Linked DNA regions of Mus musculus: region 2 is linked to region 1. A link is a loop called in an ENCODE intact Hi-C map of the cell type or tissue named here. Cell type or tissue: heart. All regions are shown on one strand. Each heading gives the region's core, and the rest is flanking DNA. Links, peaks and the distances in the headings are about the cores only.

The links. Hi-C counts contacts between places; a loop is a spot of excess contacts. Peaks named below come from ENCODE experiments on the same cell type or tissue, not always from the same donor. Only the 100,000 strongest peaks of a DNase experiment are listed, where the experiment ranks them.
Region 2: it touches region 1 in a loop (4-fold over the local background); 8 of 42 quality-filtered maps call a loop at or near these places.

What each region holds. Positions count from the first base shown.
Region 1 is chr11:55,031,614-55,047,378 of GRCm38, forward strand. Anxa6 (annexin A6) reads right to left here and starts at 1,858. Exons shown (of 26, transcript NM_013472.5): 1 at 1,746-1,858. In heart, for the core only: CTCF peaks have their summits at 8,216 (motif pointing left) and 9,913 (motif pointing right); a DNase peak (open chromatin) is centred at 8,228.
Region 2 is chr11:54,871,607-54,887,371 of GRCm38, forward strand. No RefSeq gene overlaps it. Among named protein-coding and RNA genes, the nearest start is that of Hint1, 13 kb to the left of the region's middle. RefSeq lists an enhancer at 7,580-12,551. In heart, for the core only: CTCF peaks have their summits at 7,963 (motif pointing right), 10,010 (motif pointing left) and 11,226; DNase peaks (open chromatin) are centred at 8,015, 8,475, 9,665 and 11,305; H3K27ac peaks cover 4,731 bases.

The sequences.
Region 1 (15,765 bases), core at 5,005-13,004:
GGAGCCCACATCCTCAGTATTAACCCCACCCAGGAAGTCTCTTGAAGGGGCTTGGCTAGGGGTGCATGGGGCCACGACTGAGCCCGAATGGCACTGTAAAGAGCCACCAACCCAGGTCCAACACATCTTACCAGCTGGGAGCCTGGGTACAGGTCTCCTCCTCCAGGGAGGAAGGAATCAAGATGGGGAGATGCCCAGGTTGTGGGTGGAGGGGCAGGGATGGGGCGGGGCTGGGCCTCGTGTCCAGGACTCCTCTGAGAGCTGCAGTGCAGATGTATGTATGGTCTCTGGCAGCTCTTCAGTGCTGCAGTCCCCCACTCCCAGCCCCACCCCTACTCCCACCCCCACCCCCCAGCAGCTCCATTCTCAGGGCAAATCCATGTTCTTTCTGTCCAGCAACAGCTGCATCCCCTGGCCAGAAACAGCAAATAGGTTCAGTATCCCAGCAGAGAGAGGCTCACAAACAAAGGACAGGAAGTAAAGGGACATGGTGAGCGACAGTCACAGCTGCAAGGGGATGAAGGCCTTCTCCTTCCCTCCATGCCCAGCCACACCCCACTCCCAAATCTGAGAACAGTTGAATTGGCGGGGGGGGGGGGGGGGGGGGGGCACCGGAAGTGGCGGCCACCTCAGCAGACCACTATGGGGAACAAGGGCCCAGAGAGAAAAGAAGTCCTTCCAAGTGTCCCAGGCAAGCTGCAACTCATGGATATGGGAGAGGATTGCCCAGGGTCTTCCTGCAGGGCTTAGGGCCTGCAGCCAGAACATCAGGGCATACAGGGGCTGAAATAGTTCCCGGGGGATAAGAAAGGCTGGAGAGTCAAGCTATTCTGTCGGAGAGGTGGGCTCAGCAGCTTCAAGATGTGATCTGGCCAGGTGAGGTGAAATGGAGGGCAGATTCTAAGGGAACACCAGGATCCCCTACAAATCCTGGAGCCATATGCCCAAATTTGGAAGTGTCTAGTAAGACCCACCAGAGTTTAGACAAAAGGGGGTGGGGCGGGAGTGGGGCGGGGGTGGGGGGAAGCAGAAGCCAGATTCTCTCTAAAGGAGAGTTTCATCGACCACACCTGTACTCAAGATTCCCCAACCAGCAGCCAAATCAAACCCACTTTCATAGGACTGAAAGCGGGGGTTATCAACACTTGTGAGATGGGGGCTCAGAGAGGGAAAGGCGGCTGGCTCAAGGCCACACTGCAAGTTGGTGGTGGGATCTGGATTCGAGGTCAGTAGGAAGCATCTAACTAAGACCCTGAAAAACTGGGAAGGAGCCGGGTTGGCTTAGGAGAAGCAAAATTCAGAGTGGGACCTCTGCATCTTGCTAAGAGCCTCTGCGGCTCCCGGAAAGGTGAGCATCTCCGGAAAGACAGCAGGTCCTTCCTCTGACCCGCATCAGGGAGCCTTTCTCCCGGACCACACCACGAACCGTCTGGTGCTCAGCAGACTGTTCAATTCCTCAAGCTCTCCAAGTTGAGTAACTCACAGCCTCCCGCGAGGGTCACCAAGTTTTTCCACTACTTTAGACAATTAGGCTCCTGGGTCTTGGACCACACCCTCGGCGGGGCCGGGCGGGGGGCACCAGCTCCCCTCCCCCCTCAGGGTGCTGTCAACCAGCGCCAGCACTTTGGGTTCCCTCCCGGGACACACCCAGCCGCGACACCCCGGGGTGACCGCACACCAGCATGGACCCGACCAGGTCCCTTCAGTCCTGGACCCCGTGTCCCGCAGCGACTCTGCACACTCACCGCGCTAGGGAGGCCTCAGATCAGGGCGTATGGACAGACGCAGCTCGAAGCCCGTTAGCCTAGCAGCAGCCGCAGCGCAGGCTGGGCGCACGGTGGAGGGGGACACGTGGCGCGCAGGGGCCAATCGGATTCGCTCGCTGCCCGCCCCGCCCTGTCCAGCCCCACCCCGAGTGCTTCTTTTTTGGAGTTTGGGTGTCACCGGCTGCAGGGGAAGGGCATGGGGGAGGGCGCCCTCGGGGGAAACCTGCCACCTCTTACCTGGGTCGTTTCTGACCCCAGCCCTGACGTCACCTCCAGAGGGTAGGGGATTTGGCAAAGGTCACGCTGCCACCCAGAAATAGAAGTCAAATTAATGTCCTGTTCTGGACACATTCTCCAACATTCCTGCTACTCACCAAAGCTTTGTTGAGAAATTTGAAGCTTGCCAAAATTGAAGTTGAGACCTTACCTGACTGATCAGATTTCACGCCTTCCTGCCCTATCGGGTCACAGGCGTAGTCACCTACTTTGCAAGGAAGGAAAGACCAGAGAAGACCGCGCCTCGCCCAGGGTCACTCAGCTTGCAGATTGTGGGGTTGGAAATCTAATTTAGATTTGGCCTTGGGGAGTGGGTTCTGGTTGAAGAGGGAGTGATAGGAGGACCAGAAGTTGTCATCCAGGTCTGTGTGGAAAAGCGGTACAACCTCTGGAAAACAGATAGCCCAGCTTTGATAGAGAAATCTCCCTCAACCCCCAACCCCCGCCCCCACCCCGCCCCCACTGCCTGGTGGCCACAGCGGACAGCAGACTTCTGTTTGTTAATAAGTTCCTTGAGTTTCTTTAAAGGGTCATCCTCAGGAGCCAACTAGCTGCCTCAGAAGGCCAAGGTGCTTGCTGCCCTACAGGGGGCTCGCACATATTTTTTGCACTTCAATAAAGAAAATGTAATTTTTAAAAGTTAAAAGTTTAAAAAATATTATCTCCAGAATCTGTCACTCGTTCAGAGAGTAGTAAGCATCTTCCAAGATCTAGTTGGAAAATTGTCCTCCGTTTGTTTGTTGCTTGTTTGTTTTTCATTTCACCCAAAGAACACTTACTGAACCTCTGGTGCAAGCTAGAGCAAACTGAACAGGTGAGCTCTGCTGCCCAGCCCCACCCTTGGGACCTGCCAATAGACAGAGGTTTAGATTTCTCTATGGGAAGCCTGGGGCTAAGGTGGAGGAAGCACTTGGGGCAAAGCAAGTGGGGCAGTGTCACCTTCAGAACGAGAATGATGCCATTACAACTTTTGAGAGGAGCAGATTATCAGCAGAGCCTGCATCCCAGCACTGAGAGGCTGGAGCAGGAGGATCCGGAATTCAAGGTCATCACTGGCATCAAGGCCAGCCTGGGCTACACGAGACTGTCTCAGAAAACATGCAATAATAATGGTCTGGGGGTTGTGGCTCAGTTTGTAGAGTGTTTGGCATGCACGAAGCCCTGGGTTGGATAGCCAGTACCACATGAAATCAGAATTACGGGTTCATACCTGTAATCCCAGCACTCAGAAGCATCAGAAGTTCAAGGCCATCTTCAACCACATAGCAAGTTCAAGGACAGCCTGGGCGACTCTCTCAGAAAAAAATCAAATAAATAAATAGGTTGGGGAAGAAAACAGAAGAGGGCTGGCCCTGCCTGACAAGATGGGGTCCGTGGTCTCCCTGCACACAGTTGTAACTGCTGTCATTCACTGGGCATTTTCCATCAGTCATAAGGTTCAATATTCCACCCTTGTTTTAAATTAACATACTTGTGTGCACATGTGTGGGTGCACGTGTGTGGGTACAAGTGTGCACATGCACATATACTCACTTTTGTGCACAAGTGCTATCATCGCATCCATACAGAGGTCAGACGATAACTTGCAGGACTTGGCCCTCTCCTTCCCCCATGTAGGTTCTGGTAATAGAACGCAGGTTGTCAGGTTTGGGGGCAAACTTCCTTACCTGCGGAGCCATCCTGTCATCCCTGTATATCCTTTAACTATGTTGTCATATCTAATCCCAGGGTTTCGTCAATTAGATGGTTATAATTATTTATTCAGCACCTGCTATGTGCTGGGCCCTATTTCAGAAGGTTTATCAACAAACTAATATCTCAGTTGTCATAGAACCTGCATCCCAGCCCAGAGGGGATAGATAACAAAGCCATGGCAAACGTGACAACATGTGAACAGGGCCAAAAACTGTGGACAAGAAAAGGGACAGTTGCTGGTGGATAGATGTAGTACTTAGTAGGGTGCTTAGCAAAGGCTAAATCAGAGAGGTTAGAGAACGACGCAGAGGAGAGCAAGTCAGCAGAACTGAGCAGACATGTGTTGGAAGTGTCCAAGCCAAGGAAACAGTGGTGGGAACAAAGATAGTGTTTGGAGACCAGAGGGGTTCAGGGTGTTGAGCCAGCAAGAGGCAGAGATGGAGGAGGGATCACCTGGTGCAGGGCTGGAGTCCTTGGGGAACTGCTGCGGGGTGTTGAGTAACGGAGGGATGAGGGTTTAGAGCATCCACAGCTATGTGAATGCTGTGTCTAACTCTGTGCCATTTCTTGACTGCAGAATGCCAGTATCTTTTCAGCAGTTACCTTCCTCCCCTTCTTCCCCTCCCCTCAAAATCCCGGCAACCACCAGTGTGCTTTCACCTCCTTTCCCTCCACTTCCTCCTACCCTATTTCTGGTCTTTTGAGACAAGGTCTCATGTGTTTGAGGCTGGCCATGAACTCCATCTGTAGCTGATAATGACCTTGAACTCCTTATTTTCCTTCTTCTCCCTCACAAGTGCTATGATTACAGCTGTGAGCCACCACACCTCCCCATCCCACACGCACAGATTTGATTTTTGTCTCTGTGGATTTTCTTTTGCCACTTCATGTAAATGGAATGATATGTGTGTAGTCTCTGGGGTCTGGCCTCATTGGGCATGCTTTAGTGTAATGGAGCCAGTGATGTGTTTATAAAAAGAAAAATAGATGGGGATATGTACTATGGAGGTGTAGTCAGGTGTGGGGGAAGGGGGTGCCTCAGTGGGCCCATGCTGAGGCACCCCTTCCCTCTGAGGGACCAGATACACGATGGTATAGTATAGAATAGAGTTTATTCAGGGCATGAGGAGGGAAGATAAGAGGGTAGTAGAGGCAGAGAAAGGTAAAGGGGGAGGAGAGGAGAGGAGAGGGGAGGGGAGGGGAGGGGAGGGGACGGGGGAGAGGGGAGAGGGGGGAGGGGAGAGAGGGGAGAGAGGGGAGAGAGGAGAGGAGAGAAGAGGAGAGGAGAGAAGAGAAGAGAAGTAGAGGAGTAGAGGCTGGCCATGAGCACGTGGGGGCGGGGAGGGAATAGGGGAGGGCAGGAGCAGGGAGGGAAGAGCAAGAGAGGAGCAAGAGAGGGAGTAGAGGGTAAGCAGCCCCTTTTATAGTGAGTCAGGCATACCTGGCTGTTGCTAGGTAACTGTGGGGCGGAGCTTAGATAGAATGCTAACACCCAGACCTTTAGGCTCCAAGACCTTAGCACCACTGACTCCTTGATGGAAGTGCCATTCAGGCTGTAAAACTCAGCACATAGACAGTATCACCTACCAGAACAAAAAGAAAAATTAATCCATCAAAGTCCATACATTTCTGGAAAGCCTCTAAATGTACTAACCTGGCTTTATGGCCTCCGTAGTTCCACTTAGGCTAACTGTTCTTGTTAACTGAAGTATGTCAACACAGAAGGTTTTTGTGATTAAAAGCTCATCCTGAGGAAGGCTCACCCAGTGTGGTCACCAGCCCGCTAGGATTTCCTGTTGGCTTAAACCCACACCTGAACAGTCTTCTCCAGTGGATTCCCCACACCTACATTGTATCACGTGCCAATCCTTCCTTTTTATGGCTGAATAGTATTCTGTTGCAGGAGTCTGCTGAATTTTGCTTTTGGGATCATCTGCTGGTGGGGTTTAACCCTCTTAATCTCTGGCTATTGTGATTGAGCCATGATCAACAGCTGGGGACACTTACGTGGATGCCAGTGTGTGGACTCCCGGGCTCCCGGGCTCCCTCGTAGCTTACTTCGTTTTGTAGAAATGAAACTGACATGGTTAGATGATAATTGCCCTCTCTCCCTCCCTCTCCCTCTTTCTCTTTCCCCCTCCCCCTCCTTCTGTCTTTCTCTCCCTCCTTCTTCTACCCCTCTCTCTCTTCCTCCCTTTCCCTCCCCCCTCCCCCAATCTCCTCACAGCACTGGGCAATGAAGGCAGGCCCTTATGTGTGGTAGGTAATACTTTCCCTTTGAACAACATCCCTCCATGTTTAGCTTGCTGAGAAACCACAGGACTGATTTCCACAGTGGCTGCACCATCTGATATTCCCACAGCAATACACAATGTTCAGACTTCAGATCTCTCCACATCCTTGCCAACGTGTGTGTGTGTGTTTCTGGGGATAGAACCGTGGGTCTGGGGTGTGTTAGTCAGCTAGTTATAACTCCTGCCCAACACCTGATTTATTTAGGTGCTATATTTTGTTGTTTGACAGGGTCTCATGTAGCCCAGGCTGGCCTTCAGTTTGCAATGTAGCTGAGGAAGACCTTGAACTCCAGACCTGCCTCCATCTCCTGACTCCTGGGATTACAGGAGTAACCCAGTCTGAATCTTCATCACCATGCTTAGTTTATGTGGGGCTGGGGATGTCACCTAGGTCTTTGTGCATACTAGGCAAGCATTCTACCAACTGAAGAGACTGTCCAGATTTCCCACTGTCTCTATGATCGTTCTCGTCAGCATACAAATAGGCTCTTCTGTGTTGAATCTTTAAAAACCAAAACATCAAGGTTGGGCATGATGGTATACACCTACACCTGTAATTCCAGCATTCAGGAAGTACAAGCGGGAGGACCAGGGGCTCAGTGCCATCCTGGTTCAAAGTCAGCCAGGGATACAGAATTTAGAGAGGGGTAGACAATTGATGGAGAAGAGAGGCTGGGAGGGGTAACGACTGGAGTGATGTTGTAGGAACTGAGTGGAGTGTACAAGCCTTGCAAGGTCTTCCTGTTCAGCCTGGGCTGTCACTGAACTATGACCTTCTTGTATCGACCTCTCAAACACTGGGTTATAGGTATACACCACCACACTTTGGCAGCATTGATTGTATTTTATTATAATTGACAAATTTTATTTGATTTTTTTTACTAGGTATTTTCCTCGTTTACATTTTCAATGCTATCCCAAAGGTCCCCCATACCCACCCCCCTTATTTGATTTTTTAAAAGGCATTTTAAAAAAAGATTTATTTATGTATCTGAGTACACTGTATCTGTTTTCAGACACACCAGATCGGGCATCAGATCCCATTACAGATGGTTGTGGGTCACCATGTGGTTGCTAGGATTTAAACTCAGGTCCTCTGGAAGAGGCTTCAAACTCTATGTAGCTGGCAATAACCTTGGATGCCTGATCCTCCTGCCTCCATCTCCCCAGTGTTGGATTATAGGCACTTTTGCCAAAAGTCAGTTGAAGAGGCTGGGGCAGAATTAAAAATTCCTTAACCAGATGGTAGTGAGACACCCTCTTAATCCCAGCACATGGGAGGCAGAGGCAGAGGCAGAGGCAGAGGCAGAGGCAGAGGCAGAGGCAGAGGCAGAGGCAGAGGCAGAGGCAGAGGCAGAGGCAGAGGCAGAGGCAGAGGCAGAGGCAGAGGCAGAGGCAGAGGCAGAGGCAGAGGCAGAGGCAGAGGCAGAGAGGCAGAGAGGCAGAGAGGCAGAGAGGCAGAGGCAGAGGCAGAGGCAGAGGCAGAGGCAGAGGCAGAGGCAGAGGCAGAGAGGCAGAGGCAGAGGCAGAGGCAGAGGCAGAGGCAGAGGCAGAGGCAGAGGCAGAGGCAGAGGCAGAGGCAGAGGAGGCAGGTGGATTTCTGAGTTTGAGGCCAGCCTGGCATACAGAGTGAGTTCTAGAACAGCCAGGGCTACACAGAGAAACCCTGTCTCGAAAAACAAAACAAAAAACTGGTTTCTTTGGCTGCAAAGCTGAGGCCTTAATTCAGGAGTGGAGGCACTGAGCAAGAATGGAGGCTAATTACTTTACTGTTCCTTGGCTGAGTTCATTGTCTTTGCTTCTCAGCCTCAGTCCTGAGAAAACAATTTGCTATTGGGGGGGGGAGCTTTGAGGGAGATAATGTGTATATATATATATATATTTAAGTACAAAGAGGAAGCCCCCTCAGCTGTGGAACTTTTTAAAGCAAGCAGGTGTTGCAGCCTCTCAGGCTGATGGAAACAAACCCTGGAAGGAAGCAAGCAGCCAGACAGAACCGTGTTTGCTGCGTTCTCCCTTCCTCTGGACTGGCACGTCCAGCGGGGTCTGTATGGGTGAGGGTAAGATGCATGACTCAGACCCGAACAATGCATCAGGATTGGGGATTTTCTCAACTCTCTTCAAATTGGTCATAGGAAGAAAATCTTTGGGCACTACCTGGGGAAGTGGACGGTTACTGCCACCTGCTGGCTAGTTGCTGGATGGCGGCCAGGCAATGCGGTGCCTTCCTGCAGGCTCCCCACCTCCAGGTGGCCCTAGGAATCCTGTAAGATGATGACTGGGAACGCCCTCAAGGCCCCTCTCAGGGCCTGAATAAAAGTTAAGAATCTTTAAAAGAAGGAGGAGGAAGGGGGGAGTGGGAGGGGGGCGAGAAGAAGATTGTAAATCCAGTGAAGGTGACAATGAAGATTATAACAGTATGATGAAAATATGGTAATTGGGGCTGGAGAGATGGCTCAGTGGTTAAGAGCTCTGGCTGCTCTTCCAGAGGTCCCGGGTTCAATTTCCAGCTTCCATATAGCGGCTCACAGTGTCTGTAACTCCAGTCTCAAGGGTTATGATTCCTCCTTCTGGCCACTTCCAACAACACGTGATCATGAAACAGATATGCACAGATGCAGGGAAAACACTCATACATATAAAACTAACTAAATACTTAAAAAGTGCTATAAAAATAAAAACTGGGCCGGGTATGATAGTGCGTACTTTTAATCTGGAGCCAGAGAAGGGCAGATCTCCATGAGTTTCAGGTCAACCATGACTACACACTGAGAGCCTGTTTTTTGTTGTTTTGTTTTGTTTTTTAATGTTTTTTTTTTTTCAAGACAGGGTTTCTCTGTATAGCCCTGGCTATCCCGGAACTCACTCTGTAGACCAGGCTGGCCTTGAACTCAGAAATCCACCTGCCTCTGCCTCCCAAGTGTTGGGATTAAAGGCATGTGCCACCACTGCCTGGCTGAGAGCCTGTCTTAAAACGAAAAAGCATCCTTCGAAACTCCCCAACAACCCAAATGGTACATTGGAGCTGGGCATGCTGGCACATGCTTTTAATCTCAGCAGTTGGAGGCAGAACCAGTCTGATCTCTGTGTGTTCAAGGCTAGCTTGGTCTACATTGTGAGTTCCAGGTCAGTCAGGGCTACATTGAGAGATCCTATCTCAGAATAATGATGGTGATGATGATGATGATGGTGGTGGTGGTGATGGTGACGATGATGTCATCTAATCAGGGCACACTCTATAAAGGGGCCTGCATTAGTGAGTGTATGGGCCCAGAGTATTACAGTGCACTACTGTGGACTTTATGAACATTCTTGGGCTATGCTGCTTATAAAATACATATTGCCAGGTATGATAGCTTACACTGTAATACTAGCACCCAGGGAATGGAGGCAGAAGGGTCAGAAGTTCAAGGTCAGCTAAGGAAACTACCATCTCCCCTAGAAGTTCTTCAGGACAGTGGGGAACTGTCACCCGCTATGACATGCCTTCTGGCATATTCCTGAGGAACTTGAGGGAAGAGCCATCACTGACATTTGATCTTGGTGGGCTTTGGAGGCAACTCACTGAGTAAAATCTCTGCTTGCACAAGCTTCAGGGTCTAGGTCACCATACTTTTCCCACTTCATTCATTCATTCATTCATTCATTCATTCATGTGAGACAGTGTTCCTCCATGTAACAGACATGGTTGTCCTGGAGCTTGCTTTGTATACCAGAGTGGTCTGGAACACACAGAGATCCTCCTGCCTCTGCCTCCTGAGTGCTGGAGTTAAAGGCATGCGCCACCACCCCCAACCTCCAGATTTATTTTTATTTTACTTACATGCGTGTTTTGCATGAATATCTGTGCACTACGTGCATGCAGTACCCATGGAGGCCAGAAGAGGGCATTGGATTCCCTGGAACTGGAGTTTAGAGAGGGTTGTGGGCCCTGGGAATATGGAACCTGGGTCCTCTGGAAGATCAGCCAATGCCCTTACCTGCTTAGCCATTTCTCCGGCCCTGTAGCTTTTGTTTGCTTGTTTGGATTGTTTGTTTGTTTTCAGGCAGGGCATCAACAATGTAGCTCAGGCCAACCTTAACTTCCTATCCTCCTTCCACTGACCCACATGCTGAGATGACTGTACCACCATGCCTTCTGAGTACCATCAGGTTCCCACGCTTTTGGAGTCTGGTTGGGATCTGCAGATCTGCTGCACCCTTCTTTGTGAATTTCCTTCCTCTGTTATTTCTCTTGAGACAGAATTGTGTTATTGCTGTATAGCTCAGGTTGGCTTGGTACTCACAATGATTCTCTTGCTTCAGCCTCCCAGAGTAGTAAGGCACAGGCCACCCCACCCAGATAGGGATTTTCTTTCTGGTTCTTCCTTTTGCTGCTTCTTCAGTTATCTGCTCCTCTTCTGGAATCATCAAGTTCTTATGTGTTAGTTCCTCAGGAGCCATGTTAAGGGGCTTGGCAGTGCCAGCCTCAGTCCTACTCAGGGTGAAGTCACTTGATCACTTTGGCAAACCTTCTGAAGACACCCTTGGGTCTCTTCTCCCAGATATCATCCATGCCCTGCTTAGTGACATCACTGGCGCTATAGCAAGGCTCTGGATGCATTCCTGGTATTGCAATCCTTCCAGAGATGCACCGGGACTCCTGCTCCTTAACTGTATGTAGCGACAGCCTGGCGAAGGTCCTCCAAAAGGAGTGCCCTTCAGAGCTGCAGTGCATGCCTGATCCATGGGTGGGATCAAAGTTGTGACAGTGGAGAGAAATGCCAAGATCACCAGGGTTGGGGATACGGTTCAGTCTGCAGAGTGCTAGCTTGCTGAAGCTCTGGGCTCAGTCCCCAGCACTGACATGAACAGACAGGGTATGGTGGCATCTACCTGTAATCCTAGCACTTGGGAGGTGGAGGCAGAAAGAGCAAGAGTTCAAGGCTACCTCCAGCAAAGAAAGTTTAAGGCTAGCCTGGGCTATAGGAGATCCTGAGTCAAAATATAAAACAGAAGATCACCCATAACAGGAGGATGTGTGGGAGAGTTGACAACAGTGAGGACATCTGGAAACATCTGCACGCTGTTCAGTCCTATAAAAATTCAGGAGAGTGTCTTGGCAGAGGAGCTGGGTGAAGTCAGGGTCCTTATCACCCCCGTAGGAGGCTGGCAATGAATGTTGATTGACAGCCTTGAAAGCTCTGGCTTTTCCCTGTGTCAGAACACAAAAAGCTTGGACCTGAAGTTTACAACACTGTTCCCAAGACTTCTGTTGAGGGCCAAATGTAGCTCAGTTGGTATTGTAAGTCAGTTGGTATTCTTGGCTAACATGTGGGAGGCCCTTGGATTTGATCCCCAGCACAAATCAGACATGGTGGCTTGGGCTCTTGTTGCTACCACTGGAAAGGTGGAGGCAGAGAATCAAGAGTTCAAGGTCATCCTTACCTCAGTGAGTTTGAGCTTATGGTGTACGTGTGAGACCCTGTCTCAAAAACAAGGGGGTGGGGGTGTCGAGGGGTAGTAATCTTTGAAGTAAAAAAAGAACAGAAAAACTCTGGGTTTCTGGTTCCACCACAGTCTAGCAAAGTGTGTTAGTGTGAATGAGAATGCCACCACATAGGCTCAATATGTTTGAATGCTTGGTCCCTAGTTAGTGGAATTGTTTGGGAAGGATTAGGGGGCATGGCCTTGTTAGAGAAGGTGTATCTCTGGGGGTAGTTTCAAAAGCCCATGCCAGGTCCAGTCCCTCCCCTCCCCCTCTGCCTGCTGCCTGTGAATCAGAATGTAGAGCTCTCAGCTACTACCCACTATGCTGGTCATGGACTAACCCCCTAAAACTCTAAAACCCTCTAAAACTGTAAGCAAGCTCCAAATTATATATAAATAAAAGAGTTGCCTCTGGCCTGGCAGTGGAGGTTCATGCCTTTAATCTCAGCAATCAGGAGACAAAGGCAGGTGGATCTTTGTGTTGGAGGTCCAAGGCTATACAGAGAAACCCTGTCTTGGGGGAAAAATTGCTGTCTTGGGTACTGTGTCTCTTCACAGCAACAGAACAGTTACTAAGACACTGAGTGACCCTAGAGCATTTGTTAACTGACTTTTTTTTTCTGAGAACACAGTGGCACCAGCCACCCAGCACTAAGTAGCTCTCGGTAATGAGGAGACTGAATATAAGCAATGAATCCTGACGTTCCTACTCCTGCCTCCCAAGTGCAGGTGGGCCCCACCATGCCTCGATGGATTGCCCTTTGTGTTTACTGAGTAGAGGTCTGGTCTCTTTCTGGGAGGTGAGAATTCCACTGGGTTTTGTGACTTATCTACTTGTCAGAGAACTGGATGGGTTCGATCTTACGGTCCATCTTGTTTTCCTAAGATAAGGCTGGAATTTTGAACATTCTAAGGTCTCACTTACTCCTTGGAGAACCTATGATTCTCAGATCCCTTCTCTGAGATCCCAAGATACTACAGTGTGGGGAGGAGGAACCATGCAACTGCGGGAGCAAGTCTGGAGCAAGAGTGAGATGGAGGCATGTCCAAACCCTGCAAATCTTGTCCCAGGAAGGGCAGGACAAATCTTGTCCTGCCTCCCTGTTCTGGGCCTGCATGTCCTGGAGCACATAGCCTTACAACCCCCAACCTTTGCCACCCTTGAGGCAGTCACATAGGCTGGTGGCCAGGTCACAGGTTAAACTTCCCTTCTCCTTATAAGGTCATGTCCAGCAGTACCTGGAATTCCTCCTTATGCAAATGAGGCATTCCCAGCACCTTGGATCTGGCCAATGATGTATACTCTACCCAATTAAATGTTTCCCCCACCCAGGCAGTGGTGGTGCATGTTTTTAATCCCAGAATTTGGGAGGCAGAGGCAGACAGATTTCTGAGTTCGAGGCCAACCTGGCCTATAGAGTGAGTTCCAGGACAGCCAGAGCTACACAGAGAAACCCTGTCTCGAAAAACAAAACAAAACAAAAAAATTCCCCCCAACTAAATGAGCTGTTCAATGAAGTCTGCCTCCTGAGAAGTCTGTTTCTTGACACACCCACAGCAGCCTAGAGTCTCCATCATCCCCAGTAGTTCCTGCCTCCATTTCCCTCTTGGGTCACTGGTCTGATCTCAGGCGATCATGCCAATAAAGGAGGAGGAGCAGAGTGGGATGAATGACATCATAACATACTCTTCCTAAATCATCCTGTGTGGGGGTGGAAGTTCTTCTATGGTGGGAGGCAGCTTGGTGGCTAAAGTGCCTGCTTTATAAGCATGGGACCTCACCTTGATCCTCAGAACCCACATAAAATCCAGATGTGGTGGCCTGTGCCTATAATCCCAGTGCAGGGGAGGCGGGGATGAGGGATCCCTATGGCTATATGGCCAGCCAGCCTAGCCTAACTCTGAGCTTCAGGCTAACCAGAGACCTCGTCTCAGTGGAGATAGATGGAGTCCCTGAGGATGACACTCAAAAGTTGTTCTTGGACAGACAGACACACACACACACACACACAGACACACACACAGACACACACAGACACACAGACACAGACACAGACACAGACACACACACACACACACACACACACACACACACACACACACACACACACAGAGTTTTTCTAAGCTTGGATGCAGTTTGCCTGACTAGCTTTTATTATCAATGATTGCTTTCTTCATGACCCATTGTTTCTTCTTTGTTGTTACTTTTGTCTCTTTTTGATACAAGGTAGCCCTTGCTCACCTAGGAATTGCTACATAGACCAGGTTAGCCTCCAACTCATGGAAATCTATCTGTCTTTGCTTCCTGGATGCTGGGGTTAAAGGTGTGTGCCACCACGCCCACAGTGATTTCATCTCTGATGTCATTCAGGGTACACTCAACAAATACATGACCAATGAAAACTAAGTGATGTATGACTTCCAGAACTTGGACATTCCAAGATAGATTATTTCCAAGGCTGTCTATTCCAGACACATGTTCCCTGCCCCTTGAATCACCCTAGACTAGACACCAGGAAGGGAGTGACGTTTTCAGTTTTATAATGTAGTCTGGACCACTTGTGCCATGTTCTTTTGTCCTCATCTATTCTCTGTCCCTTTGAGAACCCTTGGACTAGAAAAGAAAGTGACACTATATCCTTGCTGTTGAAACCAGTCTTAGGTGTTCATCTACCTACCCATCTACTTATCTACACATCCATGCATCTACCCACCCACCCATCCGTCCACCCACCCACCCATCTGCCCGTCCATCTGTCCATCTATCCATGCCCACAAACATCCATAAATATACTCAACCATACATCTTTATATCTATTCACCAATTCCATCCATCCAACTACATACAATCCATTAAACCATTGTTCTATCCATCCACCTATCTACCTATCTATCCATTGATCCATCATTTTATCTACTTATCCACCTATCCACTCACCCATCTATCCCCCAATCCAGGTATTCAGGATTCATCTATCTCTCCATTTATCCATTCACTCATTATCTATCCATTCATCCATCCATCCATCCATCCATCCATCCATCCATCCATCCATCTGTCCATCTATACAGCCATCTGTCCATCTATACAGCCATCTGTCCATCCATCCATCCATCCATCCATCTACCAATATGAACTAAGGCCAGAAAGTGTGAGATACCTTGCTAAGTAAGGCTCAGGGAATCAAGTATGAGTATTCTAGACCTGGTCTAGCTTTGAGGGACAGATGATCTCCCCAGAAGGAATAGAGGCAAATGGTCCTGGAGTAATCACACAAGTTCTTGAGCACTGTGAAAAGTATAGTGGGATGGAGAGGAGCAGGTGTTCTGAGAGCCTTCACCAGTTCACAGGCTAGATCTAGGACCTCTGATACACTCAGGGGCATCAGAGGTTACTCCCTAAGGCCTTGGGCAGATCCTGCATGCTGGGTATCTGGGAGACATGGGCACTATCCACATGAAGTTTATCTCCTGGAAACTATCAGCTAGACTTTGTGGTCTGGAAAAATCTTAGTACCCCTTTGAGACTGTTGAGTCGGAGACAAGAAACTAAACCACAGCTTTCCAACGCTTCTTTCAACCTGTGTGGTCAGCTACAGAAGAACCAGAGAGCCTGGGAGGCCAAGATCTTCCTTAGATGTGTAGGGAACCTAGGCTTCAGTCAGGCATGGTCAACCAGCAGGTGGCAGAGCAAGCGGTGGGGGCCAAGCTCAGCTGACTGAGGCTCCTCTCCAGGCTGATCGCCACCCTCTGCAGAGCCCTGGAGGGATTCTCCAGGGACAAACCCTCCTTAGGTGCAGAGAAACAAAAATCCAAGTCTAAAAACAAAAAGCCGAACCCCAAAGCATTAAAATATGCAAAGTGTAAAGCTGTAAGAAGAAAAATGAACTATGTTATAGCCTCCCCCCATTTATTTGTTTGAGATGAAGTTTCATGTAGCCCAGGCTGGCCTCACACTCATTATATAATCAGTGATAACTTTGAACTTCTGATCCTCCTGCCTCTACCTCGGTGGCGCTTGAGATTACAGTTTTGTTTCTCTCACTGGGCTTATGTGGTGGTGCTGGGGACTGAACCCAGGGCTTTTTGTATGCAAGGCAAGCACTACAACTCTTAGGTATTTAAGCTTTCCCTGTAATTGTTTTTTTCACACCCCTCGGGGTTTGCTCTTTGAGAAGGTTCTATGTCATTTAAGTGAAAATACTTCAAAGGACTTGAACTTGGAAGTCAAAGGTCAAGTGTCAGCTATCTTTTTCTGAATGAAG
Region 2 (15,765 bases), core at 4,902-12,901, 160 kb before region 1:
CCTCTGCTATGATGCTGTAGGGAGAAGGGGCTTTTGCTAAGTGACAGAGAGAAATAACTGGATTCTGACCTAACAAAAGGCTGTGTGTAGCTCCTTTGCCATGTGAAGACAAGTCAGAAGACTCCATGTGTGACCCCTTACACGGTATTGAACGATGAGGAGTTGATGCTAGAAGCCACTCAGTTAATGGCACTTTACAGCATCTGGAACAAGCTATGTTGCTTGCTTGGGGGAAGCCAGCAACTGGCTGAGGAACTTCTAGAGCCCACTGGAAAGGCCTGGGCTGACAACAGAACTGTCAACAACTAGCAGTCCCTGTGAGCAAATCACACTGACATGGGATCCCTCTGGGGCTGGAGTTACAAGTGGTTTTGAGCTGCCACGTGGGTGCTGGGAACCCAACTCTTGTCCTCTGTGAGAGTAGCAAGTGCTCTTTCTCACTGAGCCAACTTCCGTCCTTGGCAGGGTGTTTTATTGCAGTTTAGAAAAGAGACTTGTTTTGGTGCAAAAACAAACTTGTACTTTAGTATTACATCATGAGGCATCTGCCTAGAGCAGCATAAATGTACGGGACACTTGCAGTTTCTGAACCCCCTCCTATTTGAGAGAGTCCTTGCCCCTAAAAGAAGCTGCTGAGGAGACCAGTAAGAAGTTGCTGCTCCGCCCAGCTGGGATGCAAGCCCTTGACTTAGGCTCTGCCAATCAGATGCACTTATCTGGGATTTTGAATCTGAAACTAATGACACAGGAACAAGGACAGTGGACACTTCATCCTGGTGTCCGTGGCAGCAGCTTCCAGTTGGCAGGCACAATGATGTCTGTGTTGTGAACCCTCAGATCCAGTGCTGAATGCCAGGGAAGACAACAGTGCAGGCTGGGTCCTTTGTCCGGTAATAGCGGAGTGTACTGCTCATTGGCTCTCTGGCAGTTTTTCTCCATAACTTGTTTTTATTTCTGCTTATTCCCTGAATTAACCTGTGAGCTATTCATTAAGCTTTGTTTCACAAAGGTAACTGACAAGTTAGTGGAATCCTAGAAAGTGAGATGGCCTGGTAAAGAATGGAGACTGCCTGATTGTACTGGTTTGGGATTAAGGCAAGGAGAATCGAGTGAACATCAAGGGTAGTGGAGTTTCAGAGTCAGAGCCTGTGAAAAACAGCAAAGGAGAGGAGTAACTCATTTGTGCCAATTAAGGGCATGGCATTGAGCTTCCAAATGCAGTCACCACAGTATTCTATAAAGGTTATGCCAAGAGAGACAGGGTTTCTAATATAGTCCTGGCTATCTTGGAACTCACAGACTCACCTGCCTCTGCCATCCAAGTACAGTGAGATAAAGACGACAAAGTGTATAGGCATTCACCACCATACCCAACTTTTATTATTATTCCTAATATTGCTGAAATTGTGTTTTGTGACAGGGTCTTATGTAGCTCAGGATGACCAAAACTTGCTGTGTAGCAAGGATGACATGGCTTTCTGATCCTTCTGAACTTCCTAAGTTCAGGGGTTAGCTGTATGAACCACATACCTAGCTTTCTTTGTTTTTTTGAGACAAGAACTCATATGGGGTTGGCCTTCATCTTAATACATAGTTGAGGATGGATGACCTTAAACCTCTGGTCTTCCTGCCTTTATATAAGTGCTGGGATTATAGGTGTGTGCCACCAAATCAATTTCGTATTGCTGAAATCTTCACAGTAACAATATCAATTCTAAATAGTAATTAGCTCACTTGTCAATTTAAAACCCAGGGACTTTCTGTGACTCTGCTGTATAACTTTGTAATAATGTTTTGTTTTGTTTTGTTTTGTTTTATTTTGAGACAGGATCTCTCTGTGTAGCCTAGGCTGTCCTGGAACTCACTCTGTAGACTAAGCTGGTCTCCAACTCACCGAGATCCACCTGCTTCTGCCAAGGCAGTCTGCTAGGATTGAAAGCATGCCTTTGTAAGAAATTTTGCAAAACACACCCCAGCAATGGAAGATCTGAAAAAGTGGCAAGTCCAACACAGTTGTGGGTTCTCAGTGCTGCCAAGTGCTGTTTGCTTAATCAACACATGTATAGAGTCTGCTAGAAAGCTAAAGCATTGATCAGGAAAGGGTGGCAGCTAAATATTTGGGATGAATTGTGCTAGAGAATTTGGCTGACAGACCGCCTTTGTGGGGAGAGAGGGAGGAAGGGAGCTAGGGGGAGAGAGACCAGAGGCCTCATGACTTTCTGCAATAGGTAGCATGTGTGTGCATGCATGTGGAGGCCCAAGGCTGGTGTCAGGAATTTTCTTGGTGGGAGTTGTTGCTTCATCCAACCCCTGAGATTACGTGAGTGTCTGATAAACTAACTGGTAAACCTTTAGCTATCAGGAGACTGTAACTAGCCACTGTGTCCCATGCCTGCACATCTATCAGGGGACCCTAACTAGCTACTGTGTCCCGTGCCTGCACATCTCTACTTTCAGCACTTTGAAGACTGAGGCAGGAGGATTGAGAATTCAAGGCCAGCTTGGACTACATATGGAGATGCTGTCTCAGAGAAGAGGGGAAGGGATGAAAAGAATAAAAAGAACAACACAGCGTTTGGAGAGGTGGCTCAGCAGTTAAGAGCACTGCTTGCTCTTGCAGAAGACTTGGGTTCAGGTCCTAGCACCCACATGACAGCTCACAGCTGTCAATAACTCCAGTTGTATAGGATGGTGCCCCCTTCTGGTCTCCATGGTACCAGGCATTCACACAGGTGCATATGCAGGTAAAACATGCATATACATAAAATTTTTAAGAAAATCTAAAAAATGTTTTAAAAGCCAGGCAGTGGTGGCACACACCTTTAGTCTCAGCACTTAGGAGGCAGGGGCAGGAGGATCTCTGAGTTCCAGGCCAGACTGGTCTACACAGGAGCTCCAGGACAGCCAAGGCTATTAAACAGAGAAACCTTGTCTTGAAAAAACAACACATGGAGGGACCCATGGCTCCAGCCGCATATGTAGCAGAGGATGACCTTGTAAGGCAACAATGGGAGAAGAGGTCCTTGGTCCTGTGAAGGCTCGATGCCCCAGTGTAGGGGAATGGTGAGGTTGAGGAGGCGGGAGTGGGTGGGTGGGGAAAGGAGGGGGGTTAGGAGGTTTCTGGCAGGGGGGTGGGGAGGGGAGAAACCAGGGAAGGGGATAACATTTGAAATATAAATAAAGTATTTAATAAAAAAGAAAACAATAAGCCGGGCATGGTGGCGCACGCCTTTAGTCCCAGCACTCGGGAGGCAGAGGCAGGCGGATTTCTGAGTTCAAGGCCAGCCTGGTCTACAAAGTGAGTTCGAGGACAGCCAGGGCTATACAGAGAAACCCTGTCTCAAAAAAACAACAACAAAAAAACAACAATGTTTTTTTAAAACAAAAAACAACCACAAATTTAAAAATGGGCAAATGGCCAAAGTGTTTTAGGGCATTGAAAATACTGTGAAAATATCAGGGTGGGTTGATTTAAGTACACATACATCACCACCCATGGAATGTACATGGCCCTGACTCACACAACAAACACCAACAATAAGAGTAAGCATACAGTAACCATATTGCCAACTGACTAAACACATATAAGCACATCCATTTGTAAGCATAAAGTTAAGAGAAATGAAAATAGGAGTGAACCCAGACTCTGAACTTTGTGGGACTGTGATATGTCAAAGCAGATTCATTAATGTAATGAGGGTACCATTGTGGGGTCACCAATAATGGGGGAATTCTACATGCATGGGACAAGGGACAGATTTTACCTTCAATTTTTCTGTGAACCTAAAACTATTTTAAAAATCGTTTTTAAGTCAGGCAGTGGTGGCGCACACCTTTAACCCTAGCACTTGGGAGGCAGAGACGGGGATTTCTGAGTTCAAGGCCAGCCTGGTCTACAAAGTGAATTCCAGGACAGCCAGGGCTATACAGAGAAACCCTGTCTCGAAAAGCCGAAAAAAAAATGTCTTTGAAAAAAAAATAAGGAAGGAGGCAAACATTTGAATGAGACACTTGGGCGAAGGAGATACACAGTGCGCAAGCTTGTGGAAGGATTCTCAGCATCATTAGCCATCGTAGGACTGTCAACCACAATGAGGTACCATTTCACACCATATGGGATGATTATAGTCAAAAAGACAAGCAGAGGAATTGGAGCCCTTGTAACCGTTGATGGAATTGAAAATGGTTCAGCTGCTTTGTAAAACAGATTAGCAGCTCTTAAAACACAAGGTAGTTATGGTGATTTTAAGTAATCCCAGCAGTTGGAAGCAGAGGCAAGGATCTCTGAATATTCAAGGATGCGCAGCCTGCACAAGATATGAGGGGTGACAGTGGTGTCAGGCCAGCTAGGGTTACACAGCAAGACCTCATCTCAAAACACAAAACCCCAGAAAGGTTAAACAACACTCACACAGCTGATTACCCATAGAACAGGTCTACCCTGAACTATATACTTAATCGAAGTGAGGAAATGATAGTTTGAATGTGAAAGGCCCCTCAGGCACTCATGAACCTGGGGGCTTGGCTGTGGGCTGATGAGCTTTTGGGGAGCAACTGGATGCCAATGGCTCTGACCCAGTAGATGGACTCGGGATGGCACCGTTGGGAAGTGTTGAAAAGCAGAAGGCCTAGGTAGAGGGAGCATGAATGGGGCTCCTTTCCTTGGTCTCCACTTCCTGGCTGCCATTAGATGCCCTCTGCCACACTCTGCCGATGCCCTGATTCTCTGCCTCACCTTAAGCCCAAAGTAGTAGTGCACCAGAGCTCTGAAAGGCGAGCAAAACCAGCCTTTCTTCCTTGAACTTGATTTTGTCAAGAATTTGTCATGTGACAAAAATCTAACTAGCACACACATGTTCCATAAAAACCTGTCCTGGAATGTCCAGAGCAACATCACCTAGAATGACCAAGTGCACAAACAAATCATGAATGCATTTAAACACTTTAAAGATGTGTGTGGGCTGGTGATATGGCTCAGTGGTTAAGAGTGCCGACTGCTCTTCCAAAGGTTCCGAGTTCAAATCCCAGCAACCACATGGTGGCTCACAACCATCCGTAATGAAATCTGATGCCCTCTTCTGGAGTGTGTGAGGACAGCTACAGTGTACTTACATATAATAAATTAAAAAAAAAAAAAAGGTGTGTGTGTTTGTGTGTGTGTGTGCGCCCGTCTGCCTGTCTGTCTGTCTACCTGTCTCTCTGTCTAGGTATACTCACATGTATATGAGAGTCTGCAGAGGCCAGAATAAGACATTGAATGTCCTGGTTCTGGAGTTACAAATGTGAGCTGCCAGACATGGGTAATAGGAATTGAACATCTGGAAGAGCAGCAAGTGCTCTTAACCACTGAGCCATCTCTCTGTCCCTTCACAATGTCACAAGTGCATCTAATTGATCAATAATAAAAAATAGTGTACCCCAATAATGGAATTTTATTAGCCATAAAAAGAACAAAATTGCTGAGATTTGGATGCTAAATGGAGGAAGTCAGTCGTAAGAAGTACCATGCTCTGTCATGTTATTAAATGTAAACATGCATTTACTAAACCAACTGTCCAGAATATAAAGATATCCATTAAGACAGAAAATAGATTTGTGGTTTCTGAGGGTTGAGTTTGGAGCATCGGGGAATGACACTACTGCTTACTGTCCCCTTACCCTAAATACTTTAGCATGAGCCCCAAGACAAGGACATTTCTCAGTAAACCTACAACTGTTTTCTCTTTTTAAAAGTGATCTTTAGCCAGGCAGTGGTGGTGCACGCCTTTAATCCCAGCACTTGGGAGGCAGAGGCAGGTGGATTTCTGAGTTCGAGGCTAGCCTGGTCTACAGAGTGAGTTCCAGGACAGCCAGGGCTACACAGAAACCCTGTCTCAAAAAAACCAAAACCAAACAAAAAACAAAACAAAACAACAAAACAAACCTTTAAAAGATCTTTAAACTTATTTAGTTCATGTGTATAGGCGTTTTCCTATGTGCATGTAAATGCACCATGTGTATGCCTGGTGCCCACAGAGGCCAGAAGAGCCATTTAGATCTCCAGGAGAGTTGCAGATGTTTGTGAGCTGCTCTGTGAATACTGAAAATTAAACCTGGGTCCTCTGCCTTGGCAAATGTCCTTTAGAACTGAGCTGTCTCTCCAGGCCCTACTTTTTTTGTTTGGTGGTTTGGTTGTTTGTTTGTTTGTTTGTTTGGTTTTTTGTTTGTTTTTTGAGACAGGGTTTCTCTGTGCAGCCCTGGCTGTCCTGGAACTCACTCTGTGGAACAGGTTAGCCTCAAAGTTACAGAGATCCACCTGACTGAAGGTGTATGTCACCACCACTTGGCTTAAAAGATACTTTATTACATTTTATTTGTATGTGTGCATGCACATACATGCTGTATCATGCATTCCACATGGGGTCAGTTCCCTCCTATCATGTGGGTCCTGAGAACTGAACTCAGGTCATTAGGCTTAGTGGCCCGTGGCTTTCCCCAGTAAGCCATCTTGATGTCCCCACAGCAGTTTTCTATTTAGGCAAATTAACAGTTCAATGATATCACGTGATATACAGTTTACATTCAGAGTCACTACTGTTCATGGTGGCTATTCACCTTGACTGCATCTGGAGTAAAACCCAAGCATTTGGGCACACCTGTGTGGGATTTCTTATTAACTAAATCATTAAAAGTGGGAAAACCCACTTTTTGGTTTTTCGAGACAGGGTTTCTCAGTATAGCCCTGACTGTCCTGGAACTCACTCTGTAGACCAGGCTAGCCTCGAACTCAGAAATCCGCCTGCCTCTGCCTCCCAAGTACTGGGATTAAAAGCATGAGCCAGGGCTGGCAAGATGGCTCAGTGGTTAAAAGCACTGACTGCTCTTCTGAAGGTCATGAGTTCAAATCCCAGCAACCACATGGTGGCTCCCAACCACCTATAATGAGATCTGATTCCCTTTCAGGTGTGTCTGAAGTCAGCTAACAGTATACTTATGTATAATAATAAATAAATCTTTAAAAACAAAAAAAAAGCATGTGCCACCAGTGCCGGACTTAACCCAGATCTTTTGAGGTGGGAAAATCTGGGCCACACCCTTTGCTGGCAGTCTATATAAAGAACATGGAAGAAGGAAGCTGTTCTCTTTTGCTTGCTTGCTGTCAATGGCAAGTCCTTTCTTTTACTGGCATTAGATGCTCCTTCTTCAGGAGTCTGGCATGTACTGAAGACCAGCCGAGACATCCAGTCTCATGGACCAAACAACTACTGAATTCTTGGACCTTTGATTGGTAGACAGCCATTGTTAGACTAGCTGTTCCACAGCTGGTAAGCCATTCTTATAAGTCACACCCATGCATGCCCACACGAGTGAGTTCTGTTCCTCTAGAGAATCAAGACAAATAGGTATAAAAAGGAAGTTGAGGCAGAAATGCTGCAAGCTTAAGACTAGCCTGGGCTACATAGCAAGTTTAAGGTCAGCCACGGTGAGACCCTTTCTCAAAAACGAAACACCAGTAAGAAATCAGAAAGAAAATGAAAGTGAAATGAACTGATTTTCATCATCCAACACCAACATTTGGCCTGTCGACCTTTCATTTTTATAAATGTGTTGTCGGGCTGGTGAGATGGCTCAGCGGTTAAGAGCACTGACTGTTCTTCCAGAGGTCCTGAGTTCAAATCCCAGCAACCACATGGTGGCTCATAACCACCTGTAATGAGACCTGACACCTTCTTCTGGTGTGTCTGAAGACAGCTAGAGTGTACTTATGTATAATAATAAATAAATTCTTAAAAAAAATAAATGTGTTGTCATTTATAAGGAGATCTCTTCTTGGTATTATGCTATAGACATCTATTTCACTGTAGTCAGACGATCTGTTTGGCCCAGGTTCTCATTTGAGGCTTGGTTTGTTTTCAGTGCTGAGTTATGTGTCTGCTAGATCATCACAGGAATATTTCATGATGATTTGAACTTTCTCCACAAGGAGGCAGCAAGCAACCATGCTAAGATTTCTTAAACTTTAAGGAAGCCCATGCGCGTACACAGCTTACCCTGACCCTGTGGGCAGGCATTAATAGTAACATCCTCACTGGGAGTGTTGGCTTCAGGCTTTTAATCCCAGCATTAAGGAGGCAGAAGAGGGCAGATCTCTGTGTGTTTGAGGCCAGCCTGGTCTGCACAGTGAGTTCCTGGCCCCTGGAACCCCACAGTCGAATGATGTCTCATTTTTAAAACATTAATATTATCTCCTTTATATGGATAAGAAAACTGGAGATGGCAGAGTAAGTGTAGGGTATGGACTCCAGGATGCAATGTTGCCTTCTATCTGCATTTAATTCACTCCTAGGCACAGTACCGGGGACACTTTGGAGCATACAGGAATAAATAAGAAGATTCCCGTCCCTCGGCAGTCCTTATCAGGTGTGAGGACGAATTCATCCACAAATAGACCAGTGGTCACACAGCAGAATAAACAAGGGCCCAAGAAGGCAGGAAACTCACTCTGCCTTCAAGCTGCTGGTGATGCTGTGCACGGCGTTATCAAAGAGGGAAGATAAGAGCTAAGGGGTGCGTGACCGGTGACAGACACTGCTGAGACATAGAAGTGTCACGCTCTGTTTTACAGGGAAGAAAGCTGCTAGTCAGTATGGTTAAGAAATTGTACCAAAGCTAGCAAGTGGTTGAAATGCTTGCTGCTCTTCTAGAGGTCCTCAGTTCAGTTCTCAGCATCCGTGTCCAATGGCTCACAGCCTCCTATCACCCCAGCTCCAAGGGATTCAATACCCTCTTAGGCAGGCACCCAAAGGCATCATAAAAGACAGACAGACAGACACACAGACAGACACACACACACACACACACACAAGAATAAAAATTAAAACCTTAAAAGAGAGAAACTTGTATTGGCAGGCTTAAAGCCCCAGCTACCAAGAAGGCTGGGGCAGGAGCACAAGTTCAAAGCCCGCTTGGGCAAAAATGATGAAGATATCGTTGAGTGATAGAGGGATTGTCTAGCATGTATGAGGCTTGGAGGAACAAACGATGATAGGGAGGAAGGGAGTGAGGGAAGGAAGGAAGGAAAAAAGGAGACAAAAAGGGAGGGGTGATGACTAGGTTGTTGTGGCAAAATATTAGAATCTTTTTTTTTTCTTGAGATAGGATCTCATGTAGCCAAGGCTGGTTTGAACTTATTATATAGATGACCTGTGACTTCTACTCCTCCTGCCTCCACTTTCCAAGTACTAGAACTGCAGGTGTTGTGGTACCTCACTTGGCTCATGTCTTGTTGGGCAAGGCATGACAACTTTGGCAAACATGGACAAAGACAACTTTAAACACTCTGAGCAAGCATGGAGCTGACTGAGCGATATACCATTCAGAACTCACATCTTAATATGGATTTCCCAGGCCCACAAAAGATTGTGGCTGTGGACACAGAGCAAGGACAGACTTCGGGGGTCAGTGTGCCTAGGCAGGGGAGGAGTCTGAGGAAACAGTACTCCCAGGTCTGGTGGCACAGGCTGAGCACAGCAGGAAAACCAGGCAAACAAGAGCATTCCTCTGTATTTTGTTTGCAACTGAAGTAAATGACATCATGGGTGCTGTAAAAGATTAATCTGGTGCACTGTGTCATGGAACAGAGGCACCAGTTAGGGGGTTGTTAAAATAATCCTAGCCAAAGATAACTACAAAAGCAACGGAAGCCAAAGGGCATTGCTAGGACAAGCTTCCCCAGGGTCCCGAATCTCATTAGCTGTCAGGGAAGACAGAAGAGATGCCTGTGACTAAGGTCTCCCTGATAGGCAGCCAAGAGGATGTGAGTTAGACTCACTCACAGTGGCAGGACAGACACAGGCAGCTGGTAGTTTAGGCATGGTACCTGAACCACAAGATAAATGACCCAGGGAACTAGCCAGGTAAAACTTTTACTGAAGACTCATCAGGGGGGCTGAAGAAATGGCTCCCTGGTTAAGAGCACTGAGTGCTCGAGTTTCAAAGATCCTGAGTTCAAATCCCAGCAACCACATGGTGGCTCACAACCATCTGTAATGAGATCTGACGCCCTCTTCTGGTGTGTTGAAGAGAGCTACAGTGTAGTAATAAATAAATCTCTTTTTTTTCCATTTTTTATTAGGTATTTAGCTCATTTACATTCCCAATGCTATACCAAAAGTCCCCCATACCCACCCACCCCCAGTAATAAATAAATCTTAAAAAAAAAAAAAAACCTCATCAGGAAGCTGGGCGTGGTGGTACAGGCCTTTGATTTCTGAGTTCTAGGACAGCTTGGTTTAACAGAGCAAGCTCTAGAACAGCCAGGCTACACAGAGAAACCCTGTCTCAAAAAAAAAAAAAAAAAAAAAAAAAATCAGATTCAGCCAGGAGAGCCAGGCATATATCTGCTCTACCAGCTCCTGAGACACAGAGGCAGGACGTTAAAGAATTAAAGATCATCCTTAGCAGCACTATGAGTTCAAGGCTAGCCTGGGCTATAAGAGATGCTATTCCATATTGGTGGTGCACACCTTTAATCCCAGCACTCAGGAGGTAGAAGCAGGTAGACTTCTATGCGTTCAGCTTGGTCTACTGAGTTCCACGTTAGCCAGGGCTATAATGGTGAGACCCTGCCTCAAAAGAAAACCATAACCAGACAGGTTCAGCAAGGGGAACCAGGCATGGTGGTACAAGCTTGTAACCTCAGCGCTTGGAAGGCAGAGGCAGGAGGATGACAGGCCCACAGCCACCCCGTGCTTTAGCATTCTCCTTTCAAAACGGAACAAACAAAAACAAATGAAACCAAAACAACACAAATAAAGAAAAGATAAATAAGGTTATGTGCAGGCCTCTGTGAACTGCTATCCTGCCACTGGGTTTCTATCTTCAAGATACAAAATCAGTGGGCAGGGAAGATGGGTCAGGCCAAGCCTGAGGACCTGAGTTTAGTATGTGGCACCCTTGGTGGAAGGAAGAACTGAGTTTCACAAGTGGTCCTCAGATCTCAGATGTGGCAAATGTACACGTATACACACACACACACACACACACACACACACACACACACACACACACAGAGATAGGTTTTTTTTTGTTGTTGTTTTTTTTTTAAAGATGAGGTTTGATAGAATGTAGAAAGAATGGAAAAGACAGAGGCCTATTCCAAGTGTAAATGCATCGAGAAGTCTCTGGAATGTGGGGGGTGGGGTGGGGGAACCACAACACTCCTGCAGAGACACTGGCCAGCCAGCAGGATGAGTGCTTCGAAAGGCTGGCTTTCAGCACCTTTCAATTATGGCGCAATGCCTGTGTCCTTGGGAGGTCATGTCTCACCACGGAATTAGAGACGCTGTTTGTGCTGTTCTTTTCCCAAGTGGTAAATATCCTGATTTTCCGTCTAATTCTCGGGTTTAGACATGCCCTCCCTTTCCCAGAAATTCACTCCCCAGAGTTTTCCCCTGTGGTTTCCCACGTCCTCCCATTTCACCCTTCCAGTTCCAGCAATCTGCCATCCCTGTTCAAAACAATTCTTAGCCCAGCTCCCCTCTTTTTCTTCTTACTATGCAGCCCAGGCTGTGCTTGAATTTACTATTACAATGCCTCTGCCTCCTGAGCCTCAGGTTACAGGCCTGAGCCACCAAGTCTGCCTTCCAATCACTGTTTAAAAACCAATAAATCATTTTTGTCGTTATTGTTTGGTTTTGTGTTTGATTTTTCGAGACAGGGTTTCTCTGTGTAGCCCTGGCTGTCCTGGAACTGGATATTTAGAACCAGGCTGGCCTTGAACTCAGAGATCCTCCTGCCTCTGTCTCCCTAGAGCAGGTGAGTACCACTATCCATTTTTATCAGGTTCTGAGGATCAAACCCAGGGTCTTATGCATGCACTGTACCAACCGAGTCACATCCCCAGTGGCAATCCCAGTACAAACACAGACAGCTATCCTGGAGTCTCTGGTCTTTGATATTAAAGACCATGTGTCAGGTGAAACTTTGATCAAACAAATCCACTTCATGCTTTTTTGGTTTTGTTTTGTCAGCCTGCCTTTCTCTATAGCAGTGTCAACCATGTGCCTTTAAAGTTGGTAGGTTCCTTGGGAGCACTTTTACGCGGTTTCTCAAAGGATATCCAGCATGGATCTGCCAAATCTCAACTGTTCAGCAGAGGTACCGGGTTTCATGTCAATCCCGGCATCTCAGGGAATCCTCCAGGCACAGGAGCACAAGCGTGTAACGGAGAAGCTTGGTGTGGTGGCCTTGAGGTCACACAAAGCCATAAGGTAAGGACAAAAAGGACACACTACGTGGCAACGCACTCATCTCCTAAGTGATTCTGTCCTGAGTGATTGGCTATGGGGAGAAGTAAGTGATCGGCTGAACCAGACAGGACTCAGGTCCTGTGCTCTGTGTGTGTGTGTGTGTGTGTGTGGTGTTATACATTTGCGCCGAGCTGTGTGAAAGTCAGAAGACAACCTCAAGTGCTACTTTCCAAGTGTAGTTCACCTTCTTTTTCTTTTAAACAATTTTATATATATGTATTTTTTTTTTTTGGAGGGGAGTGCCCTGATCCATGTACACGAGACCATAATGCAGGTCAGAAGACTATGTCCACAAGTCAGTTCTCTCCTTTCGACATACAGGTTGGGAATCAAGCTCTCCTCAGATCTGTGGCAACGAGTGCCTTTACCCACTGAGCTGTCTTGCCAGCCCTCCCTTGTTTTGAAGCAAGGCCTAGATGAACTCTTCAAGATGGCTGGGCTGATGGTCAGTGAGCCCCAGGGATCTGCCTGTCTCTGCCTCTTCAGTGTTGGGACTGCAGATGTGGGCCACACACCCGTCTTTTTTTTTTTTTTTTTTTTTCATTTTGTGTGCATGCAAGTGCCTGGTGCCTACCAAACACAGAAGAGGGCATTGAGGATCCCCTGGAGCTGGAGTTAGAGACAGTTTGAGTTGCCCTGTGTGTACTGGGAACTGAACCTAGATTCTCTGCAAAAACAGGAACAGGAAGTGTTCTTAACTGCTGAGACATCTCTACAACCCCCACCCCCAGCTTTTAGAGAGAGAGAGAGAGTGAGAGAGAGAGAACGAGAGCACTCTAGGGATTGAACTCTGGTCTTCAAGCTTGCAAGACAAGCACTTTTCAGGCGCTAGCTCTTCCTGCCTCCCTCCAAGTGCTTTTGAAATCTCTCTTCTCATTTGATGTCACTATAGTGCTCTAATCATGGGGCTATTTGACCAAATAAAGAGGTAAGTCAACGTAATAGCCTTCAAGGGGCCACCTCTGACTCTTGAGGGCCTCCAGGGTTTGGGAAGCCCTAAGCAAGGCTGCAAGAGGAGCGGACGGAGGGCACTCTCCCCAAAGCCCTTTCAAGCCAGGTCTTTGAGCACCATAGGCTCCCAGCAGCCAGCCCTCCCAGTTTGTAAATTCTTGACCAGGAACCTCCTGTTCTCTCAAATTGCTCAAGTGGTGGAGGGGCCAATTTCCTGCGGTTTAATAAACAGGCTGTTTATAGCCAGGAGCAGTCACGGGGCAGCAACCAGCAGGGACAGGCCAGGAGGTCATGCTGCTCCTGGAGTCAGGCTCTTCATAAACACCCGCCCCTTCTCCAGTGAGCCTCCTGGGAGGGGACAGCTCTGAACACACGGCCCTTGCTGGGCAGAGCACCAAGAACCACACGTTTTCCTTCTTTTTACAATGTCTGCCTCTCTCCCTCTCCACTCTCCTGCCCATCCCCCTCCCTGCACCCCCTATCTTCTCTAGTGGACAAGGATGCCTTTCCAGAGGACCTGCACCTGGTACCTCTGAGTGGGCAATTGATCTTTCTGAGCTTCAGTTTTCTTGGTTCTCCTATTATCCTTCACCCTAACCTTCCCTCTAAGGAGAAATCCTTTCCCTTCCCTGCCTGTCTTCTCCAAACTTGTCCCCATTGCCACTGCTGGCCATGTTAAGCTGATTGCCCTTTTACTGCCTTGGGGGATGGACCAAAAAGCCAGGCTTCAAGCTCAAGACAACTGATTCTGATGGGGTCAGGCTGGCCTTGGCACGTTCCCACAAGGCCATGCCCTAGGGCTCTCTGCTTTTTAATAAACTGATCCTATCATCTGGAGGGTAGGTTGGGGTGGAGGAACAGTGTAGAACAGGAGGGCATAGATACTTTGCTTGTTGGCTTCTTCTGGACTTCTGTCTGGCTCTTCCATTGCCTTAACGGTAAGAAACTACCATGTGAATGGCAGGCAAGTCCCCTCCGTTGTCTGGACTACAAATGCAGGGCACAAAGTGAGCTCTCCAAGATGGAAGCCTGTTCTTCTTCTGTTATGATATAGTAGCTGAGGACTCCATCTTAGAGGGCTGAGGCCAGCCCTGTGAGCAACCTGAGGCTGATAAGACAATACAAAACACCGGCCTAGGATGTTGTCCCATGCCAGCAGAACTGAAGGTCCCCAGGAGCAGATGTAGCCTTTAAAAAGTTGCAGTCTTAAATCCATCCAAGGAGATTGTGGTTAGTTGCAGCTTTAATAAAATTTGGCTAATTAAAACTTGATAAGAGTTCAGGTGGTCTCTCCCGGTGGTCTCAAAGTCTGCAACAATGAAGAAGCACTCTAACCAAAAGCAAATTAAAGAAAGAAATGGTTTGTTTGTCTGATACTTCAGTTGATGATCCAACAATGAGTGATGTCAGGGTAAGAACTCAAGCAGGAACTTGAAGCAGAAATCAAGGAGGAAGGCTGCTTGATGCTTCACCCTGAGGGTCTAACTAACTTTCTTATACAACCCAGGCCCTCCTGCCTAAGGGTGGTGCTGCCCACAGTGAGCTGGGCTCTCCTGCATCAAAGATTAAGACAATCCTCCACAGGTATGGCCACAGGCCAATTTGATCTAGAAAATTCTTCAACTGAGGCTCCTTCTCAGATCAGTTATCTCAGTCTGTGTCAACTTGATGGACAGTTAAAGCTAACTAGGACAGATCCCATCTCCATTACCGAGAAGCCAGGTTTACTGAACCTCTCTATGCCTGCTTCCTTCATTGTAAATCAGCACCCAGCACTTAGGAGGTACAGTCAGGCAGAGTTTTGTGAGTTCAAGACTAGCACGGGTTATATAATAAGCACCAGGCTAGGCAGGGCTACATTAGGGACACTGTCACAAACAAATAAATATCCCCAAATTCTCCCCTTCCCCCAAAAAATGAGGACTGGAGAGATGGCTTAGTAGTTAAGAGCACTGGCTACCTTTTTCAAAAGGCTTGGAACCTCTCTAGAATGTTTGGTAAAGCCTTGACTTATGACTTTCTTTGGTCTATAACTAATGAACTCTCATGAAACTACTACTAAGGAGGGACATGTTACTTAGGGCAACTTGAATCTTAGCCAGAGCCATTCATATTGGCATAAGAATAAATTCTATCTTATTCTTGTTGAGCTGATAATTGTTTTGTGTCCACATAAAAACCATCATGGGCACTTATTTAGAGGCAGGGTCTTAGGTAGCTTAGGATAATACCTCCAATTTGAAGTGTAGCTGAGTGTGACCTTGAACTGCTGATCCACCTGTTTCTGCTAGAATAACAGGCAATGTGCCACCGTACTTGGTTTATATCATGCTTGGGATCAAACACAGGCTTTGTGCATGTCAGGCAAGCATCCTACCAACTGAACTACATCCTCAGCCCCGTCACCGTCATCTTGACCAGTCATAACCATGTAAATTGGAGGGACTGTATCCCACGTCCAGAGCCAAATCCTTCCTTGTGTTAGTTCTCGCTCAACACTGTGACAAAATACCTGGGAAACAGC